Linked DNA regions of Homo sapiens: region 2 is linked to region 1. Evidence: chromatin contacts called from ENCODE Hi-C data. All regions are on one chromosome and are shown on one strand. Each heading gives the region's core, a stretch centred on a gene start or an enhancer-like site at or near the end of the contact. The rest is flanking DNA. Distances are from core to core; before and after follow the strand shown.

Region 1 (6,688 bases), core at 2,344-4,843:
TATGGTTTGGCTCTGTGTCCCCACCCAAATCTCATCTTGAATTGTAACTCTCATAATTCCAATGTGTTGTGGGAGGGACCTGGTAGAAGGTAACTGAATCATGGGGGCAGGTCTTTCCCTTGCTCTTCTGGTAATAGTGAGTAAGTCTCACAGGATCTGATGGTTTTATAAAGGGGAGTTCCCCTGCAGCACATGCTCTCTTGTCTGCCACTATGTAAGACATGACTTGCTCTTCCTTTGCCTTCCACACAACTGTGAGGCCTCCCCAGCCAAATGGAACTGTAAGTCAATTAAGACTCTTTCCTTTATAAATTACCCAGTCTCAGGTATCTTTGTTAGCAGCATGAGAACAGACTAACACGATGTAATCCTACCACCAAAAATACTTAGTGCTATTTTGGAGTATTTCAATCTGGCTTTTTTTCCCCATGAATGGAATAGGTTTTAACATAGCTTTAATTAGGTACAAGCAAATATACATACATGCAATGTTTTTCTCTTAATTTTATCTCATAAGCATTTTCCATGTAATTATAGTACATTCTCTTCACAAGCACTATTTTTTATGGCTGCAGACTAGTCCAAGAAATGGGTTTCCCATTGTTTGTCTAATTCTTCCCCTCTGTCCCATGTTTTAGCAGCTTCTTACTGTCTTCACTGAGTTAAATGTTATTTATATAAATATCTTTAGGTTGCTAATACATAGTTCCAGTTGCTTTCCTAAAAGTATGCACTGATCAATGTACTCTTTGAGGATTTTGTTTCTGGATACCCCACTCTGTGCTCCAAATGATAACTAACATCCCAGAGGCTCTCCACTTATTCAATCCTCTTCATGAAGCTTTAGGAAGGGAGCATTTCAATGTCTGCTACTTGCCAGGCTCTGCTCTGTGTGTTTAATGTTACCTCATTTAATTCTTCAAATCCAAGTTTCAAGACTTCAGCAATCATCTAGGCTTTTCATTCAAAGTAGTACTGAGTGCTTACCTAGTGCCAGGTACTGGTAAAAGAGTAGTAAGCAAAACCAAACTCCCTCAGGAGTGTTCACTGTGTCTCAAACGCACTCCAAGACATTAAAAAGTAGCCACTCCATTTCCGTACTACTCTGATAATAAAACATTTCAATGGCTTCCATTACACTACAAATGAAATCCAAATTATTTTCCCTAGCCCATAAAGCCCCACCTCAGCTGGCTTTGCCTACCCCTCCCATACCAACCCCTGCCATGCTATCCTTACCCATTAGGCCTCACCACTTGAAAACTCTAAGCTCTTTCCACTTGAGCCATTCCCCATGACTGAACCTCCCACTCTGATCATCAAAAATTCAAGCCCCTTCCTATCTTTTAGGTCTTAGCTGAAATGTTACCACTTCGTGGCTTTCCTTGGTCACTCCATCTAAGAGGTTCACCAATATTTGCCTACTCTGTCGCATCTTCAGTTCATTTCTTTCATAGCACTTATTCATTGCAACTGTTTTATCTGCTGGCCTTTCTTCCCTACTTGAAATGGGGTTATCTGCCACTGTATCTACAAAGCCTACCACAATACCCAGTGGGCAGAATAGATGGAAGAAAAATTGTGTGCTGAATGCATAAATAAAATGTTTTTCCTTTACCTGGAATGAAATCTAGTTTCTTGAAACTTCCACCTATTGATTCTAATTTTACCCTCTATAAATACATTGGGAAAAAAGTATACTTTACTGCATGTGTATCATACTTTAATTAAGTATATACTAAATCCATTCTTTTGTTAACTGCAGCACTCACCTGTGTTTTAGCAATTGCAACCTTTGCTGACTTCGGAGAGTATCAAGAAGCAGATAAGGGCACGACTCCCAGGTGACATCACCTGGGTTGGAATATGAGCTCCAATACTTACACAGACGAAATGGATCTCACTTGTGTGATTTTGAACTAGTTATCTAATCTCTTGGTATCCCACTTCCCTCATTTGGAAAATTAGGATAAGAGTTCAATTATTGTGAGAATTAAATGGGATAATGTATGTAAAGAGCTTACCCCAGTTCCTGGCACAGGAATGTTAGCTGACAAACTACTGCTGCTGTGTCACCAGCTAGACAGGAAAGCTCCTTAAAAGCGGTAACATTGGCCAGGCGCCGTGGCTCACGCCTGTAGTCCCAGCACTTTGGGAGGCCGAGGCGGGCGGGATCACGAGGTCAGGAGATCGAGACCATCCTGGCTAACACGGTGAAACCCCGTCTCCACTAAAAACCCAAAAAATTAGCTGGGCGTAGTGGCGGGCACCTGCAGTCCCAGCTACTCGGGAGGCTGAGGCAGGAGAATGGCGTGAACCCGAGAGGTGGAGCCTGCAGTGAGCCGAGATGGCGCCACCACACTCCAGCCTGGGCGAAGAGTGAGACTCCTTCTCAAAAAAAAAAAAAAAAATCAGTAACATTATTTCTTTATATTTCTAAGACCTACCTTATACAAGTTTCAACAAATCTAGATTTAAAGCTATCATCCTACAAGTCTGGCTAAGACATCCCTACTTCCATATATTCCCCTAACACCCTGAACCTAGCCCACCTGTTATTTATCCCAACAGTCATTTTACTATTTTGTCTCTAACACCTGACCCTTAGGAGCAGGTCTATCTTGTTCACCATGTTATCCTCAACACCTGCAACACCAAAATTCGATAATTAAGTGACTAAATCACTGTGGGCCTCCATTTTCCCTATGAAAATCATTTTAAAAATTATTTGTCTGTCTCTGCCCATTCCACACAATGAAAACGTAGGCAGCCAAACTCTGTTTTGTTAACTGCTGTATCTAGTATCCTCTACCAGACGCTCCAAAATATTTGGTAAAGGACTTTTTTTTCTGTTAATTCATGTTGATTCTCGTAGTTTTCTGCTACGGAATTAAATACTAAGCCTGTTTATTGACTCCGCAGCGTTCCCGATGAGCTATGTGTGCTCACCAATATTTCTCCAAAGCCTAGGCTTGGAGCAGAAATAGCAGATTATGTATTGAATGAACAGAAGGACATGTCATTTTCTAAGACTGAAAAGAGATGCAGCAAAATGAGAAACGTAGTATTGAATAGAAGGGCTGGGAGCGATGTGAGTAAGGTTTTTGTTGTTGTGTTACATACATTTCTTTAATTCCCAAGATCTCTAGAGTAGTTACACTATTTAATGAAAGAGTAGTTAACAGTGTATAATAGAAGCTCTTTTTTAAGTAAATGAGGGTGCAAAAGACAATGACTCACCTTCCTTCCCCCACCTGGCTCTTATGACCTGGCAGTACAGACATAGCCTTAACACCTGGCCCGCCGGTGGCCTGGGAGCCTCGTGCTCCCTCTCAGACCTGGCTGCCAGTAACCCGAGGACAGTCCAGCCCGCAAAACCGGAAGAAAACCAGTGCAGAGAACGCCCGCGGGCTCCAATGCCGGACGCCGGCACTCTGAGCAACCCACCCCACCGCCCCGCACTCACCACCAGCGCTGCCACGAACCCCGGCCGGTCCATGGTCGCTCAGACCTCGTCAAGGCTACAATCCAAGCCGGAGCAGAAGCGGATCACGTCCTCGCGCGCTGGGCGCCGCCATGTTTGAGGCGGGTCTGTCTTGAACTTCCGGGACCACGTGACGTAGAACCACAACAACTGCACGTGCAACGCGAGACACCTGGGCCTAGGGGAGGGCCAGAGAGGAGGGGCGGGGCCTCGGGGAGTGTGGTGGAGCTAAGTCTCGGCAAATCCCTTACCTCGGTTTCCTGCAGCAGCGTTGTGTGCAGCTAGACGGAGGAACTTTCGCGAGCAAAAGATCCGTGGCCGAGATCCAGGAGAGAGCAGCGGTAGAATGAGGCCGGCGTGATTCTGAACTGTAAACCCAGAAGAGGCGTGGCTGTGGCGGAGGGAGGAGTCGTGAGGGGTAGTACTAACCTCGGGAGGCGCGATTCGGGATCCTAATCGGATATTTCATTTTGGTTTATCTCTTAGTTTTGTCAAAAAATTTTATCTGAGTTTATATTAAATTAACTCATTATCAGAAGATTATTAAATAAAGATATAGAAAAATACATCAGAAGTTTCCTGACCGGAGTTAAAAATTAGCATCCTCCATTTCTCTTTACAGAGTTACTGCATTTAAAATTATTTGTTTGTTCAGTTATTTACCTGCTCATGTTGTTCGCTGTTGTACTCATGTGTACACCTCAAAGCACACGTTATTAAGTACTTAATAACATTTCTTGGAGTGGACCTGTCTTTATTAAACAAACAAATACCTTGTAAACTTCTGTATATATTAAGGGCCAACTACATCTCAGACGTGGTGCTAAGTGATTGACAGACATTTTTTCATTTAATCCTTTCACCAACCCTATGATGTCAGCAACACTAGTGTCCTCATTTTACAGAGGCTCCTGATGCTCCAACAAGTAACCGACTCAATGTGGCTACAGAGAACACAGCAGAGCAAGCACTGAAAATATACTTAATGCCCTCATCATCTTTCCTCAAAACCGTTATAATAACCTGAGCAGGCTCCTTGCCTGGCCTTTCTTCAATCCCTATTCTATAACACTGCTAGAATTATTCTTATAATTATTCTTATTCTCTTCTAGGTAAAATGATCTAGAAATGATACGCAGAATAGCTTTAGGTGTTAGATGGAATTCAAATTCTATCACCTGCTGGGTTTGGGGATAAGTTTTCCAAGATTAAGTTTTCTCCCCTGTAAAGTGGCGATAATGATAGTCACTTTGTCATGCGGTACTATTATATTAATAGATTAAATGAGATAATGCACTCAAGTTCTTAGCCTAGTTCCTGGCTCATAGAAAGTACTCTCTAAAGGTGATGGTAATGTTATTTCCCTGCTTACAACTCCCCTCTGCTGCCAATGGAGACAGTCCAGCTCCCTAGCATGGTATACACCTCTCAGCTGGTGTCTCCTGTCACTCTTCCCACTAGCCGGACTACACACAGACAGACTATACACTTCCAAGCCTCCTAATTTTGCCCATGTTGTTCTCTCTACCCAGAATACCTTTCCCTAAGCTGCCTGTAGGCCCTCTCAAAACATGCTAGTTCACTTTGTCAATGCCAGCAGAAGAATCTCTGTTGCTGCTATTAATGTCTTTCAAAGTCTCATGTGCTTTGGTCAGGCCTACCCAGGATAATCTCCATTTTTATTAACTCAAAGTCAACTGATTAGAGACCTTAATTATATCTGAAAAATTCCTTTTGCCATACGTGACAACATAATCATGGTGGTAATGTTCTGTCATACTCACAGGTCCTGCTCACAATCAGTGGGGTGATTATGCAAAACACATTAGGGGCCAGGAATCTTGAGGGCCACCTTAGAATCCTGCCTACTTCACATTCCTATAAACCCTCACCGGCAGCCTCCTCAAAGGCCATCAAGTTTCTATTAATAAGCTTTCACTGACATTTCCCTCACAGTCTTCCCACCTTTCACCTACTGCCTGGTGCCAATGGCACTCCCACAGTTTAGGAATTACAGTAGCGCCCACCTCCAAGTACCAAAATCTGTATTATTTGTCTATTTCTGCGTAACAAATTACCCCCAAAATTTAACAGACTAAAGCAACGATAAACTTCTATTACCTCACACAGTTTTCATACGTCAAGAATCAAGGAGTCATTTAGCTGGGTGTTTAAGACTCAGAAATTTTCATGACACTACAGTCAAGATGGTGGCCAGGGCCATATCATAAAACTTGATCATGACCGCAGGATCCAATTCCAAGATGGCTCACTCCCATAACTGGCAGATTAGTGCTAGCTATTGGCAGGTAGCCTTAATCCCTCATGGCATACATCTCTCCATAGTACTGCTTGAGTGTCTTCATGATATAGTAGCTGGTTGTTCCTAGAGTAAGTGGTCTGAAAGAGAACAAGACAGAAACTACAAAGTCTCTCATGACCTGTTCTCATAAATTACTCAGTTGTCATTCCAGCAATAGTCTATTGTTTACACAGGTAATCGACATTTATTATGGGGCTGGACTACCCAAAAGCCTAAATACCGGAAGATGAGGATCACTGGGTGCCATCTTGGAAACTGGTTACCACATCAGGGAAATGCCGGTGAACACCACAATGAGATATGAATACACTAGAACTCACTAGAGTGGCTAAAATTAAAAAGCCAAGTGTTGACAAGGATGAGAAGCAACTGGAAATCTCATACATTGCTGTTTCGAATTTTATATGGTACAACCATTATAAAATCCAATGCCACACTTAGGTATTTACCCGAGAGAACTAAACATTTATACAAATACTTTTACATTATATTTCAAAGCAGCTTTATCCATAATAGTCAAAAACTGAAAACAACCTGAATGTCTATCAACTGGTGGTATAAACATATTATGATACATCTTTATAATGGAACATCACTCAACAATAAACGGACATGAATTACTGATATATGAAACAACATGGATTAATCTGAAAGCATTATGCTATGTGAAAAAAAAAAGACCACATGTATTGTGATTCCACTTACGTGAAATTCTGGAAAAGACAAAATTATAGTGACAGAAAGTATATAAATGCTTTCCAGGCGGTGGAGGTAGAGGCAAAGTATTGACTATGAAGTGGGCACAAAACAATAGTTTGCAATGATGAAGATATTCTCTTGTTATTATTGTGGTAGTAGTCGCATGGGTGTGTACATTTACT
Region 2 (7,707 bases), core at 1,057-3,556, 6.6 Mb before region 1:
ACTTATATTTACCACTAATAGAAATGCAAAAATAAGAGAACTATTGCCTGCAAGAAAACAAAAACCAACAGAAACCCAAAACAACAAAACCTTGTTATATACTTGAAACTATCCGTATTTTGTGATTTAGCAGATGCAGTATATATTTCTTATAATGACGGCAGCACTGAACCATGTTGTCTGTTTTCCTGTGTTGCAGTCCTGTGTGTGTGTGTGTTGCCAGACACATAATAAAGTACCCAGGAAATGCACAGCTCTAGTTTGCAAAGTGCTTTCAATTAGAATTTCCTCATGGATAGCATAGCTTGTTTCAGTTGATTCTCTGGCATTAATAATTTAAAAATATTAATGCTTGTGACCTACAGGAATGAGGTCCCATGGCAGATGTAAAGATTATTTCTTTTTTTTTTTTTTGAGATGGAGTTTCACTCTTGTCACCCAGGCTGGAGTGAAATGGCACAATCTCGGCTTACTGCAACTTCCGCCTCCTGGGTTCAAGGGATTCTCCTGCCTCAGCCTCCTGAGTAGCTGGGATTATAGGCACACACCACCATGCCTGGCTAATTTTTGTATTTTTAGTAGAGACGGAGTTTCACCATCTTGGCCAGGCTAGTCTCGAACTCCTGACCTCAGGTGATCCACCCCCTCGGCCTCCCAAAGTGGTGGGATTACAGGTGTGAGCCACCGCTCCCGGCCAAGATTCTTTGTAAAGAAGCTAATTTGGAATAGTTTAGTCACAGGCCTATCTCAAGGGACCTTTTGAGAGCTTTATTAAATCAAAGTTGGCATCAATTCATTGTCAATATTGAGTGCCTATTACTTGTAAGGCTCAGTATGGTCTAAAGCAGGCAGGCTTGGCTTTAGAATGTGAAACAAAGTAGGTGGTAATAACAGAGGGAGTCAACTCTGTAATAGTGTAGAGCCTGGGCCTAGGAATCAGACTCACCTGGGTTTCAATTCCCATTGCACCACTTACTAGCTGTGAGATCCTGTGCAAGCCAAGGGAATATATAATGCCTACTTCATAGAGCGGTCAGGAGGGAGAATGAGATCATTACAAAGGGTTTGCTGCAGTGCTGGCACATAGTAAATATTCAGTTAATGTTAGCCCCTGTTACTATTAATTTTTTTTCTGAGTCCTAATGAAGTTTCAAGAATGTCTCCTTAGAATCATAAAACAGCTGGAGATTGAAAAGACTTTTGAAGTTTTCTGGTTATCTCCACTGTCCTAGGAGAGTACTTTTCATCCCTTTTCCACTGATACTTAAAACCACGGAATAAATACCACAACTGGATTATTCTAATTAGTGGTGGAATAACAGGAAACAACATGTGTGGAAAGGCCAAGGGAATATGTGGGGGAAGAGGGAAACCAGCGGGAGAGGCACTGAGAGAGTGTAAGGGGCACACTCCAAAGGGAGAAAATACAAGGAAGACAAGTAGAAAAAAAGACAGAAAAGATGTCCTCAGACAAGTGTAAGGACAAGAGTGAGAAAAAGGAAAGAAGGGGAATACAGAGGGACCTTAATTTGTGAATGCAGTCACCGACACGGTTTAAGAGTCAAACGTTCTGAGTTCTAATTACTGTAAAATGCATGGTTATAAAACGTACTGATTAACCTCTCTGAGCCGTTTTCTTTAGAGTTTGCAGCGTAGATTAGATGAGATTAGCGGGACGGACGCTCTGTTAAAGAGAAAACTCTTCAAATAAGCCGTTAAGAATGAGAGAGAAAGCTGCAGAAAAAGAGAAGTGGAAAGAGAGAGGGAGGAAAGGGAAAGTGTAAGAGGAATTGTTCACAAGGCAGGTGAGAACTAAGGGAAACCACTGTAACGGTGCTGCTGTGGCTACTGCGGTGACTACTTCAGCACATCAAGCGTTGACAACTTGCCAAGTTCGTTATTAGAGTTCTACATGCACAATTTCATGCTACCCTCACAGCATTTCTATGGGGCTAGGTTCTCGCATTATCCGCGTTTTACAGAAGATATAGAGAGGTTTTGTAACTTTCCCAAGGTCTTACAGCTGAGAAGTTGTGGCCAGGAAGGGATTCAAACGCACGTCTGTTTACCTGTCAAGCCAGTGCTGTTAAAATCATCTCTAAGAACCTCGAAAAAGGCTCGGTTGCTAGTCATCCCGCCGGTTCAACGCCGGCTCCCAGGCACCACTCGCCACGCCCTTTCTCCGCCCGGGGGTTTTGAAAGTTCCGCCTCTTCTCGAACGGCGTCCCGTCTCCATGGAGATTGGCGTGGGGAGAGACTTCCTGCCTTACGCGCGAGCACTTCCGCCTCGAGCCGGAAGCTCCGTCCCTCACACCGAGAGTTCCTGCGCGTGGGGAGTTGGAGAGTTTGCGTGGCGGGAACGCGGCGGCAGTGAGAGCGAGCGGCGCCGGCCCTTGCGTCCGGTGCGGCGATGCTGACCCCGGCGTTCGACCTCAGCCAGGATCCGGACTTCCTGACTATCGCCATCCGCGTGCCCTACGCCCGGGTCTCCGAGTTCGACGTCTACTTCGAGGGGTCTGACTTCAAGTTCTACGCCAAGCCATACTTTCTCAGGCGAGTTCGGGGTGCCTGGCCGCAGGAAAGGCGCATTCGTTAGATAGCTGCTTTAGAGGGAGAATGCAAGGTCGAGAGAGCAGTGCTCGATTGCGCGAATGCCTTTTCCCGACGTTTCCGCAGCTTCTCTTGGTGCCAGGGAACTGCCCTCTTCCAGGGGTGCGTTTTAGATGCTGCGGAAGCCCTTTTCCTTCTTGAGCTTTCTTAAATCCCATATCAAAGGATTGCGGAATCACTTGAAAAAGTGACGTTTGGACCGTGTCACTTTCCCGTTTCTGCCCTGTCGCCCTAGTTCTCGTCCCGTTCTGACTTGTTCTGTTCTTTCCTTTCACTCCGCGTTTGCTCTCCCAGTCTCTCCCTTCCTGGGAACGGCGCGCGCTGACATCTCCGTGACTTCCCAACCCGTCGGTCCTTTTAACTTTGCCCAGGCCGCCTTCTGTTGATCTATCTCTTGTCTGTCCGCTCCCTACTTACCGAAATTCTTACCTTTTTTGGACCTCTTGACACCAAATTAGCCTAGTTCTCCTGCTTCCCTGCTGTCTGCTGCTCTTCTGTTTGGTTTTGTCCCTGAAGTGTGGTTGTTTCCCCCAAGTCTCCGTGAGGGTCTGTCAGCACTTGATCTGTTTAAATTATTCTCCTTGCAGAATCGTAACCTTGGTAGCAGCTAACACTGATAACTCGTAGTGTGGTGGACAAGCAGTTCCGTTAAGTGCTTTATGATGGTGTATCTCATTTAACTTTGACGGTGATCCTTAGGGATAAGCACTGCTATTAACCCCATTCCACAGAACCCGCTGCTACATATTCATCCTAAAGTATTGCCAATCTCTTGTCCTTCTCTTTATCCATCCTCCTAATCTTTCTGAAGTGTAGCTGCATCCTACTTTTCCCACCCAAGTACTTTTGTGGTACAAACCTTCTCCACCAGTCAAGGTGGTTTTTTCACTGTTGCTGAACCAGTTTTGCTCAGATTTCCCTTAGACCATATAACGTCCGTATTTGAATTATTGCACTTTCCAGTTTTTTAATTCACTTATTTCTTTAATTTATTTATTGAGTTTCAGTGTTGGTATTATTGTGCTGAACAAGACAAAGTCCTGCCCTCATGTACTTTTCACTGGGGAGAGGAAAACAATAAACAGTGTACTTAATTGTGGTGAGTGCTATGAGGAGAAAGAAGTGCACTAATAGAGAATGAAAAAGGGCCCATGTTTTATAAAGTGGTCAGGAAAAGCCTTTCTGGGGAGGCGATATTTAAGCCAAGATGTGAAGAATAGGAAGAAGATTATGGTGGTAGCAAATATTTATTGAATTTTTACTCCAGGTTAGTGCTTTATACGGATTATCTCATTTGTTATTAGGACAGTGTTACAACGAGGCTTTATTATTTACCCGTTGCCGTGGATGGATTATTTGTGGGCACCCCCCCAACTCTTGTCCCCAAATTCATATGTTAAAGGTCTAATTCCTGTGTCACTTCTGCTTTATTGTATTCATCAAAACAGTCCCAGAGCCTGCTGAATTTTAAGGGGAGGGAACATAGACCTTCATGGTTGGGAAGAGTGCTGTGAGATGGGCATTCTTTGATAATACAGTTTGCCCCCAGATGTGGTGGCTCACTCCTGTAATCCCAGCACTTTGGGATGCCGAGGTGGGCAGATCACTTGAGGTCAGGAGTTTGAGACCGGCCTGACCAACATGGTTAAACCCCATCTGTACTAAAAATACAAAAAAATTATCTGGGCTTGATGGCACGCGCTTGTAGTCCTAGCTACTTGGGAAGCTTGAGGTGAGAGAATCGCTTGAACCTGGGGGGCGAAGGTTGCAGTGAGCCAAGATTGCGCTATCGCACTCCAGCCTGAGTAACAGAGCGAGACTGTCTAAAAAAAAAAAAAAAAAGAACATACAGTTTGCTATACCAAGGATGAATAAAACCTGGTCCCTCTCCTTGAAGAATGGAGACTGTAGCTGCGGAGGCCCCATGTAAGCAAATATAATTTTCTCTGCAGTAAGAATTTAACTCTAGGCTTATAGAGTTTAGGGGAAGGGAGCTGGTAATAATAGCTCACATTTTCTGAATGCTCACCTGTTGTGCCGGCCACTAAGCTCTTTGCATTATCATTTCATGCTCATAGTAACGCTTGGATAGTTACTGTTATTTCCCCCCTTTACAGAAGAGGGATTTATGATTCTTGAAGAATAATTAACTTGTACAAAGAAGGTTGTTACACATCTGGTAAATGGCAGATCTAGGAGTTAATTCAGATTCTGACACTAAAGTTAGCGTTTGTAACCATTATAACAAACTCATCCATAAACTGACCCCTTATTCTGGCTTAGAGGGATTTTCATTCTGAAAATGTATTGAAGCTTGAGGAAACCTTGGGATTAAAGGTCCTGGGCCTTTTGGGACTGTCAGCTGTTTTTGTTTTTAATCATATTTAGTAGGAAACAAGGGGGAGGGCCATGGGAAGAAAGGAAGCTCAAATTTCAAGTTTGGAATGATATGGAGTGGGCCTGATATGCCCTTCTGATAAGTTTAAATTATCTAGGCAACATGAGGCAGCCATAGACACTTTTTAAAATAGAAAAGTGACAATTAGATTCCTGTTTTAGAAAAATTATTTTGGAGCCTCAGTGGAAGACTGATTGAACTAGGGTAAAACTGGAAGCAGGGAAATCACTTCATTTCTTTTTTCTTTTTTTTTTTTTGGACACAGAATCTCACTCTGTTGCCCAGGCTGGAGTGCAGTGGCAAATGATCTCGGCTCACTGCAACCTCCCCTTCCTGGGTTCAAGTGATTCTTCTGCCTCAGCCTCCTGACTGGCTGGGGTTACAGGTGTGCACCACTATGCCTGGCTAATTTTGTATTTTTAGTAGATATAGGGTTTCTCCATTTTGGCCATGTTGGTCTTGAACTCCTGACCTAAGGTGATCGACCCACCTCGGCCTCCCAAAGTGCTAGGATTACAGGCGTAAGCCACCACGCCCAGCCAATCACTTCATTTCTTTTAGTACAAAAGAGGGGTAAATCCCTACATAATAATGATGAGATTTGACACTTTTGCTTTCTGCTTTTTTTTTAAAGTAGTAATTTGCCTGATAAAATCAATTGGTTTTGTGTTTCTTTATTGTTTCCCATTGAGTATCCCTTATCTGTACAGATTGAGTGTCCCTTATATGAAATTTCAGATTTTCTAGAGTTTTGGAATATTTTTGCATACATAATGAGATATCTTGAGGATGGAACTCAAGTTTAAACACAAAATTTATTTGTTTTATATACACCTTATACATATAGCCAGAAGATAGTTTTATGTAATTTTTTAATACTTTTGTGTATGCAGCCAAGTTTTGACTGCTTTTTGACTGTGACTCATCACATGAGGTCAAGTGTGGAGTTTTCCACTTTGTGGTGTCATGTTGGTGCTCAAAAAGTTTCAGATTTTGGAGCATTTCAGATTTTCAGATTAGGGATACTCAACTTGTGTTATAACAATAGTGATAACTACTATTTATTATGGCTTTTCTTTTTCAGTATCTATTTTGTTGGTGACTAGGGGTATTCAAATAGAAAGATGAGTCATCTCTAATTTCTACTTTCTTGGTTGGGGAAAGAATCTAACTTAGTTTATTAAAATGTGAAAGAAATACTGAGGAACTTCTTAAAAAATGATTGATATATTTTGATGGTTAAATGTTTGCAAGTATTGATGGCCACTTATGTTACGTTATAATTTAAGGACTTCATGAGACCTGTGTTAAATCTGCAGATTAACCCTTCCTGGAAGAATTGTAGAAAATGGAAGTGAGCAAGGGTCCTATGATGCAGATAAAGGTATTGTCTTTGGAATTTTTGTTAGTTTATTTCTTGGGATTTTTCACATTATTTACATAATAATCTTACAAGATACCATGGGGACCTTTTGATGTCTTTCAAATACAATCTGTTCCTATCACTCTTTCTTGTTTCTTAGTGTCCAGTGCCTGTTATTGATGTTCCCCACCCCTCACAAGTCTTTTAAAGTATTTCACAATGTTCTTCAAAGTAAAGTTAACTGCTCCGGTTCTATTTCCTAGAGTACTTCCCCTACATTTAGTAGACATTTAAAAGTAAAAATTAGAACATGTGAAATGATTGATCATAAAAAATGTAGATGACTTATGAGCTTATGAATGGAATCTTTCTGGTATAATTTTCAAACTTGAACTTTAATAACAGGTAGGTGAGAGAGAAACTATGCATGGGTGGCATTTAAAGGCTAATTGAATTTTCTCCTCATGATTGATAAGCCCTTCATTTCAGCTAGCCATGAACCCATTTATTTTTCCTTTATAGAAGCCACTGGCTTCCTTTGTCATCGGATTTAGAACACCTTGTGTAGTCTTGTGTACTTTATTCAATGAATATTGACCTCAGTGAACTAGGCTAAGGGTAGGGTATGGGGGGGTGGGTTAAATGACAGAGATCTAACCCATAATGCAGTGTAATTAATGTGTAATGAAGTATAGTGAAACTGCCTTCCTAGGTAGTAAACCAGCTTTTAGTTATAGGTAAGTTGCATATTGAAACAAAATTATTAAATTTTTAAAGTACACAGGAGTTAAGGAAGATTGTGTATGCGGAGATATTTGGGCTGAGTTGTATTTGATATGTTGGAATTCAGTTCAGTACACTGAAAGAGGCAAAATGTTTTAAAATGTCAAAGTGCTAAATAATGTAGTAAGTTCCCAGGGAAGCCTAAATAAGATAGATAAACTCAGTCAAGGAAAGAAAAGAAGTACATAGACTTTAGGGATTTGAGTCTGCCATAGACTTTAGGGATAGATCTCCTGACATGCCAGAAAACCTTATTAAGCCATAATTGTTGTATCTAAGATTCTGTGTATTTTTAAAACTGTTGCCATTCTCCATTGGATTAGGTATTCTGATTTTTTCCTCCTTTCCCAGAAGTCTAATTAGTAACTCCTGGTTAATTCTAAGCTATTACCTTCTTAGGCCATTGATTTTTATAAGTTTTAACTTGGATTTTTAATATTATCAGTAGGTAAAGGTCATACTGTATAAGACTAAAGTATTCTGTAGCTTTCACAGATAAATAATTTTTTTTTTTTTTTTTGAGACAGAATCTCGCTCTGTTGCCCAGGCTGGA

Evidence for each region. A loop is a pair of places that touch in the nucleus more often than their neighbours do. Pooled maps may share reads with other maps.
Region 2: a map of B cell shows a loop between it and region 1 (36-fold over the local background). The contact joins the promoter of SHQ1 here to the promoter of SLC25A26 in region 1. A Hi-C loop is called at or near these places in 2 of 168 maps with a recorded cell type or tissue (B cell and naive thymus-derived CD4-positive, alpha-beta T cell) and 7 of 50 pooled maps.

Annotation. Positions count from the first base shown.
Region 1 is chr3:66,217,906-66,224,593 of GRCh38, reverse strand. SLC25A26 (solute carrier family 25 member 26) reads right to left here and starts at 3,593. Exons shown (of 10, transcript NM_001379210.1): 1 at 3,467-3,593. The coding sequence starts at 3,499. RefSeq lists enhancers at 2,970-3,469, 3,591-3,650, 3,821-3,980.
Region 2 is chr3:72,843,044-72,850,750 of GRCh38, reverse strand. SHQ1 (SHQ1, H/ACA ribonucleoprotein assembly factor) reads left to right here and starts at 2,306. Exons shown (of 11, transcript NM_018130.3): 1 at 2,306-2,553; 2 at 6,328-6,392. The coding sequence starts at 2,411. RefSeq lists an enhancer at 1,988-2,087.